Regions from separate parts of the Homo sapiens genome. Here region 1 is linked to region 2. Evidence: read pairs that join two places in POLR2A ChIA-PET (ENCODE). Cell type or tissue: Panc1. All regions are shown on one strand.

Region 1 (4,000 bases), 100 kb before region 2:
AAATAGAAGTAGTCAAGTGGTAGTAGCTGCAGTGAACAGCTGATGGTTTTTGGTTTTTTGGTTCTGTTGTTTGCTGTCCAAAACCCTATTTCTCCTTCATTTGATGACAGATCCACTCATTTTGGTGAGAAACAGTCTTGAAAGTCCCTGATGTGATCACAGTGACCACTTCACCATTCTTATTCTCCTTGTCACACCAAAGCTGTTGATTCCACTAATTCCCAAATCTTTCTTGAACCTTCCCTCACCTCCTTTAACTTTCTACTCTCATTCTCTTTTACCTCTCAAACCTTCCTTCTGTTTCTTTTGCTCCCTTATCTGCTTTCTCCAACCCATAATTGCCAGTGTTTTCTAGGCCCGATTCTTAATTCATTGTCCTCTATTCTCAACAGCACACTCTGTTCCTCTTGTTAAAATATACAGCCTTCCTGCACACAGCTGTAGGACCACTTCTATGCCAAGAACGCCCAAATGTAGATCTCAAGATTGTATCTCCAATAGCCTGGCGAATATTTTCTAATTGAATTATTTAGCAAAGCATGTTCAAACCAAACTCATCTTTATTTACAGCAGAGAACCTCTCAGTGTTACCGAGAAAAAAGGAGAAGGGGGAAAGGAAAGGAGAAAGGGATAAAGAAGGAAACACCACAACATTTATGGAATTTACCGATTGTGTAATTTGGTAGGTTCTGTGTTGATTATACAGTACATGCATTATCTCACTGAATTACACATTCAAAAAATATTTACGTATTCATTTATTTTTAGAGATGGGGTCTTTCTATGTTGCCCAGGCTTGACTTGAACTCCTAGGCTCAAGCAATCCTCTCACCTCAGCCTCCTGAGTAGCTGGGACTACAGTCATGTGCAACTGTGCCCAGCTTCAGTAAATATTTATTAAGCAACACTATGTGCTATATATTGCATAGTTGTTCTAGGTACAACAATTTTTGTCTGTTTGTTTGTTTGTTTTGAGACGGAGTCTCGCTCTGTCGCCCAAGCTGGAGTGTAGTGGCGTGATCTCAGCCCACTGCAAGCTCCGCCTCCCGGGTTCACGCCATTCTCCTGCCTCAGCCTCTTGAGTAGCTGGGACTACAGGCGCCCACCACCACGCCCGGCTAATTTTTTGTATTTCTTTTTTAGTAGAGACGGGGTTTCACCGTGTTAGCCAGGATGGTCTCGATCTCCTGACCTTGTGATCTGCCCGCCTCGGTCTCCCAAAGTGCTGGGATTACAGGCGTGAGCCACTGCACCCGGCCTGTTTGTTTTTTTTTTTTTTGAGACAGAGTCTCGCTTGGTCACCCAGGCTGGAGTGCAGTTGTGCAATGTCAGCTCACTGCAACCTCAGCCTCCAGGTTCAAGCGATTTTCGTGCCTCTGCCTCCTGAGTAGCTGGGACCACAGGCATACACCACCATGTGCAATTAATTTTTGTACTTTTAGTACAGACAGGGTTTCACCATGTTGGCCAGGCTAGTCTCCAACTCCTGACCTCAAGTGATCCATCTGCCTCGGCCTCCCAAAGTGCTGGGATTACAGGTGTGAGCCACCATACCAGCCTAGGTACAACAATTTTATGAAGCAAGTATTATTTTGCAGAAGAGGACACTTGGACTGAATAATAGTAACAACAGAAACTTATTGGATGTTTATTGTGTGCCAAGTGCTGCTCTAAGTACTTTACAATAATCGTATTGTTCAATATTCACAGCAAACCAGTGAAGTAGGTACCTTTATTATTCCCATTTAGAGGAGAAATTTGCTCAAGCTTACATAGCTAGTATAGTGGTGGGACTGGAACTGACACCCAGGTTTGCTAATTTCAAAGCCCATGTTATTTTCATTGTGCCATACTACCCGCCAACATTTATGCAAAGATCTATAAACTTCTAGAATGTTCTTTGATGAACCCATTTCCTATATTAAGGACATATTTCCATATACCTAATAATAATTAGTCTCTAAGTCCTGCTAGTCATTCCTATGAAATCTTTTTGTTAATTTGTTCATTTGAATTTCTACTACCACCATATGCCAGAATACAGCCTTCATACTACTTCCTCTAAACTGGAAGACATTCTAAAATGGAAGACATTCCTCTACCATTTTTTACCATATTAATGGTGATTAATAAACAAAACAAAACAATATTTTTATTTTGTCTTGCCATTACTGACTAAAATATATCTGAAGGCCTGTCTGGTGTTTGAGGCTCTCCGTATTTGCACCCCACCCTAGGATTCAGTAGCAATTTTCCCCTTCCCTTTCCTGCAACGTGACTACTCAACACATGTGCTTATGTTGGTTTCTTCATCTTTGTCACGCTTCTCCACATCTTTCAAGCCTGGCTCAAGACAGACTCATTCGCTCACGTCCCCTTCTGTGACTACCCCAGCCCCCACGTCCTCTCCTCCCACCCTAACCCTGTGTTGCAGGTGTGTGGTGAGAATTCAATGAATGGCCCAGTATAAAATGCCTAATATGTGACTGACACTTCATAAATATTAGTTTCTATTCCCTTTCTTTTGCCTCCTTCTATTTGTAATTTAATAGCATTTGCCATCTGAACCATACACTTAATACTTAATTATGCAGCATTTCATATCATTGTATAGATTATAGATGGCATCATGAGTTTTCATTCATCTTTCTAGGTAGATAACAAACTTCTAGAGTTTAGGAACTGTCTTACTCTTCTTCTTAACCACCAATGGGAAAACCCCAGGGCTGGACATGTAGTACAAAGTCAGTATGTACTTGTTGACTTCATAGGACACAGAAGAGAAAATGTCTTACCAGAAATATGACATAAACAACTGTTAAGAAAGAAAGGCTTGATTCTCTTCCCCATTTTTGTATACTTTATTATGCTGTAAGTATTTGATCTGAGAAGCAGGTTCTAAACATTTCTCCTTCCTTTTAGATTTCACAAGAGAGAGGTTAAAAGAAAATTTTACCCAATTTCCAAGGCTTTAATCAATAGACTTGAGAGAAGAGAGAGGACTTTGTTCTTTTCTCTGGCAGTTAAGCTGTGCCCATCTTCCACTTCCACTTCCAGTCTAAAGATTATTAACAGGCTGGTCACGGTGGCTCATGCCTGTAATTCCAGCACTTAGGGAGGCCGAGGCAGGTGGATCACTTGAGATCAGGAGTTTGAGACCAACTTGGCCAACATGGTGAAACCCCCTCTACTAAAAATACAAAAATTAGCCAGGCATGGTGGCACACACCTGTAATCTCAGCTACTCCGGAGGCTGAGGTAGGAGAATCGCTTGAACCCGGGAGGCAGAGGTTGCAGTGAGCCAAGATCACACCACCGCACTCCAGCCGGGGCAACAGAGTGAGACTCTGCCTCAGAAAAAAAAAAAGATTCTTACAAATGTGATATTACAGAGTGTTAGCTTCAATCAACCATTAGCTCTGTACTCTTGGTCATTGTAGGAGGGAAAACAGGTTTTTAAGAACATGCTCATACTCTGGAACTCGTGCTTAGAATAACTGCTTTTAAGCCACTCTTGAAAAAAATTATCCAGATAATTCTTTTTTTGTTTTTGTTTTTTTTTTTTGAGATGGAGTTTCACTCTTGTTGCCTTGGCTGGAGTGCAATGGCGTGATCTCAGCTCACCACAACTTCTGCCTCCTGGGTTTAAGCGATTCTCCTGCCTCAGCCTTCTGAGAAGCTGGGATTACAGGCATGCACAACCATGCCCAGTTAATTTTGTATTTTTTAGTAGAGAAGGGGTTTCTCCATGTTGGTCAGGCTGGTCTCGAACTCCCAACCTCAGGTGATCCGCCCGCCTTGGCCTCCCAAAGTGCTGGGATTACAGGCGTGAGCCACTGCTCCCGGCCCAGATAATTCTTAAATTCATCCACCCAACTTTCCCATCTCCACTGCTTCCCCTCTGGTCTAGGAGGCCACTGTCTCTTAACTGTGGTTCTAAAAAAAATGCTCCTATCTTCCAGCTTCCACTCTTGCTGCCTTCCAATCAATTCCTCACTCA
Region 2 (4,000 bases):
AATATTTCATTCTACTCTGTTCCATCCCTTCTTCACTTTGTTTAGTGTTCTCTGACCTGTTTTAGTGCCTCTTTCTATGGTTTGGCAGTTCCTTTAGGAGTTTGTACATAGCTTTCACATTTTGACTCTCCTAAAAAAGCCTTAATTTTTTTTTTTTTTTTTTTTTTTTTTGGTGACAAGGTCTTATTCTGTTGCCCAGGCTTCAGTACAGAGGTGCAATCATAGCTCATGATAGCCTCGACCTCCTGGGCTCCAGCAATTCTTCTGCCTTGGCCTCCCAAAGCATTGGATTGCAGGCATGAGCCATTGTGACTGGCTGCTCTTACATTTTTGGTTAAGGAGATGTATGCTAACTGATATGGTTTGGCTGTGTCCCCACTCAAATCTCACCTTGAATTCCCACATGTTGTGGGATGGACATGGGGGGAGGTAATTCAATCATGGGGGCAAGTCTTTCCCATGCTGTTCTCTTGATAGTGAATAAGTGTCATGAGATCTGATGGTTTTTAAAAAGAGGAGTTTTCCTGCACAAGTTCTCTCTCTTTGCCTGCTGCCATCCATGTAAGATGTGACTTGCTCCTCCTTGCCTTCTGCCATGATTGTGAGGCTTCCCCAGCCACGTGGAACTGTAAGTCCAATTAAACCTCTTTCTTTTGTAAATTTCTCAGTCTGGGGTATGTCTTTATCAGCAGCATGAAAATAGACTAATACACTAACTATCAGATCATTCTCATAAACTCTTTCAAGTACTGTTTTGGTTCAAAAACTGGTGATGTTTATTTGGCATAATGAGTGACAGAAATTCTACGCTTATCCTTTAAGGCTATTAAGTAATTGTATGCTGACAAATGCATATACCTCTCATGACATGTGTCTGCCTGCCTGTCACTCATCAGCAGGAACCACATGGTCACCAGATGCTTGTGTGGCTGGAGTGATCTCTGAAAACCACACTTGGCCAAACCCCCTGGGAGCAGCTAAATTTTATTTTTTTAAAACTACAGAGGCAATACTTCATAAATACATACAATTACTACATGTCAACTAAAAATAAAAGCAAAAAATTAAAACTACAGAGGCAGACACATAAATGATCCTCATTTATAATTTATTTGCCCCCAGTACGTGAAGACTACCTGCTAGGGTATTGCCAGACATTGTAAACACTTCCTTAAAAATGTTTAAGATAGGAACAGACCTTCCCCCAGGGGCTGTCTCCAATGTCTGGGTCATACACTTAGCCTATCATATCCCTAATACAAAAAGGGACAACAAAACAGAGTTGATTGGAATATTGGGTGGGAGAAACAGGGAAAGGGGGGTTGAACTGATCGTGGACCAGCCACATAATGCTTAAGCACTCAGAAACTGAGATACTCCAGTCTGGCTCTGCATTACTGTGTCTCAATATGTCCCCAAGAATTGGACAAAGCCCACTCTTTCGGGGCCATCTGATTTTTCCAGAAGTGGGTGAACATTGGCTACATTTGGAGATAGGACTGCAAGTTTTACCCCAACCACGGAGGAGCAAAATAACTGGAAAAGGGAAGCGATTTTCTAGATAATTTTGGGATCCTCCGAAGGCTTCTTTCTTTGAGGTCCAGATTATCTGGATTCTTGAATGCATTTATTCTTTCTTTTACTTTGCTAGTGACTATTTGGGTTTAGAGGATTTGGGGCAGGGTGGAGGGAGAGAATAAACAAGCTTACTAGGATCTGAGAATCAAGGGTTCTTGCACTCTATTTTCTAGGTAATAATATTTATAGAATATTACCCTGTATGCTAAGCAACATGCTTCATGTTCTCCAGACAAATACTGAATCCTCACGGTAACCCTATGAAAGAGGCATTTTGACTCAGATGATTAGAGACTTTGTCACTGGTACAAAGTGTTGGAGGAAGTGACTGGGAGCATTGGGATCCCAGCTCAGGTCGGTGTGACCCAGAAACCTGCATGACTAGAAACATTACTCCAGGCTCTCCAGTGAGTTTAGAAAGAGCGTCAGTGGAACCTCTTTGGTCAAAGACAAAGTTCCCAAGCAGTTATTGGCTTCCTGCCTCGAGTAGACACTCCGGTCTATGTTTGCTGATCATTACTCACCCTGTGTCAACTGAGTCATGGAGTGACTGGTTTTGGTGTTGGTTTTGTATCCACCTGCTTTTGGCCCTGATGCTATTGCACCATTCGATTACTAAAACCCATGGATTATACCAGAAGATGTTCTGTTCATCGGTCTGTGATGTTTCTATTCTTTGCTCATCCCCGTTCTCCTTTTTAAAAAATATATAAGCATTTCTTTTGATTAGCATTAAGAGAATCAATGTTTCTTTTTTCTTTTCTTTTTTTTTTTTTGACGGAGTTTTGCTGTGACAGAATTTTGCTCCTGTCACCCAGGCTGGAGTGCAATGGCGTGATCTTGGCTCACTGCAACCTCTGCTTCCCAGGTTCAAGTGATTCTCCTGTCTCAGCCTCCCAACTAGCTGGAATTACAGGCATGCACCACCACATCCGGCTAATTTTTGTATTTTCAGTAGAGACAGGGTTTCGCAGTGTTGGTCAGGCTGGTCTTGAACTCCTGACCTCAGGTGATCCACCCACCTCAGCCTCCCAAAGTGTTGGGATTACAGGTGTGAGCCACCGTGCCCGGCCAGTGTTTCTTACTAAGTAGGTAGCACCTCAGTGCTCCATGTAAGTCAGCAGAGTTGACACAATAAATAGTGGCAAACCTGATGTAGGCCAGCGAGCAGCATCATTAGCAATTCTGCAGGATGTGTGGTGGTGAAGAACATGGGCTCTGGAATCAGACAGATTTGAGGATAAGAAGCATACCTCTGCCATATTCTAATGAGATGATACTGAATAGTTATTTAATCTTAGAGTGATTATACTATCTGTTGTCCAGTTTGGGACATAGTCACTTAAGTTCTTAAGTAAGAGGAGAGGGGCTGCTAATATTAAGTATTCCAGGCCAAAAATATAAACTGGGACTGCCCTAGACAAGGATCACCTTTCTTTTTAAATTTAAAATATATATAACAAAAATTTCCTCTTGTAATCATTTTTCAGTTAAGTGGTACAGTTTGGTGGCATTGAGTACGTTCATATTTTTTGGCAACAATCACCATTATGCATCTCCAGAACTTTTTTATCTTCTCAAACTAAAACTCTGTGCCCACTAGACAATAACTCCCCAGCTCCTGGCAACTTTCTACTTTCTTTCTCTATGAATTTGGCTACTTTAGGTACGTACTGTAAGTGGAATCATGCAGTATTTGTCCTTTCATAGCTAGCTTGCTTCACTTAGCGTAATGTTTCCAAAGTTCATTCACACTGCAGCAGCCGTCAGCATTTCCTTCCTTTTTCAAGCGGAATAATATTCCATAGTGTGTATATGCCACATTCGGTTTACTCACTCATCCATTGATGGACACTCGGGTTGCTTCTATGTTTTGGCTCTTGTGAGTAATGCTGTTGCAAACACGGGTGTACAAATATCTGCTTGAGTCCCTGTTTTCAGTTCTTTTGGGCATATACCTAGAAGTGGAATTGTTGGATCATAGAGTAATTTATTTAATGAGTTATTAATTATTTAATTTATTTAAGTTATTTAATTTGTTAAATTTTTTAAGGAACTGCGGTACTGTTTCCCACAGTATCTGTACCATTTTACATTTTCACCAGCAAGGTACAAGAGTTCCAGTTCCTCTACATCTTTGCCAACACTTGTTATTAATATTTCCCTTCTCTTCCGTTCCCTTCCCTTCCCTTCCCTTCCCTGCCCTTCCCTGCCCTGCCCTGTCCTGCCCTGCCCTGCCCTGCCCTCCCCTCCCCTCCCCTCCCCTCCTCTCTGCTTCTCTTCCCTTTTCTTCTTTCTTTAAGCCAGAGCCTTGCTTTGTTGCCCAGGCTGGAGGGCAGTGGCGTGATCTCTGCTCACTGCAACTTCCACCTCCTGGGTTCAAGTGATTCTCCTGCCTCAGCCTCCCGAGTACCTTGGCCTC

Evidence for each region. Peaks named below come from ENCODE experiments on the same cell type or tissue, not always from the same donor. Only the 100,000 strongest peaks of a DNase experiment are listed, where the experiment ranks them.
Region 1: POLR2A ChIA-PET joins it to region 2 with 7 read pairs; 2 of 35 experiments call an interaction of 5 or more read pairs at or near these places.

The regions. Positions count from the first base shown.
Region 1 is chr2:216,085,437-216,089,436 of GRCh38, reverse strand. The region is part of intron 1 of TMEM169 (transmembrane protein 169); the gene reads right to left. Among named protein-coding and RNA genes, the nearest start is that of TMEM169, 5.5 kb to the right of the region's middle. In Panc1, no CTCF peak of the experiment used is centred here; no DNase peak of the experiment used is centred here.
Region 2 is chr2:215,980,690-215,984,689 of GRCh38, reverse strand. All of the region lies in intron 2 of MREG (melanoregulin), which reads left to right. Among named protein-coding and RNA genes, the nearest start is that of MREG, 31 kb to the left of the region's middle. RefSeq lists a silencer at 1,939-2,008. In Panc1, no CTCF peak of the experiment used is centred here; a DNase peak (open chromatin) is centred at 1,979; H3K4me3 peaks cover 401 bases; H3K27ac peaks cover 1,065 bases.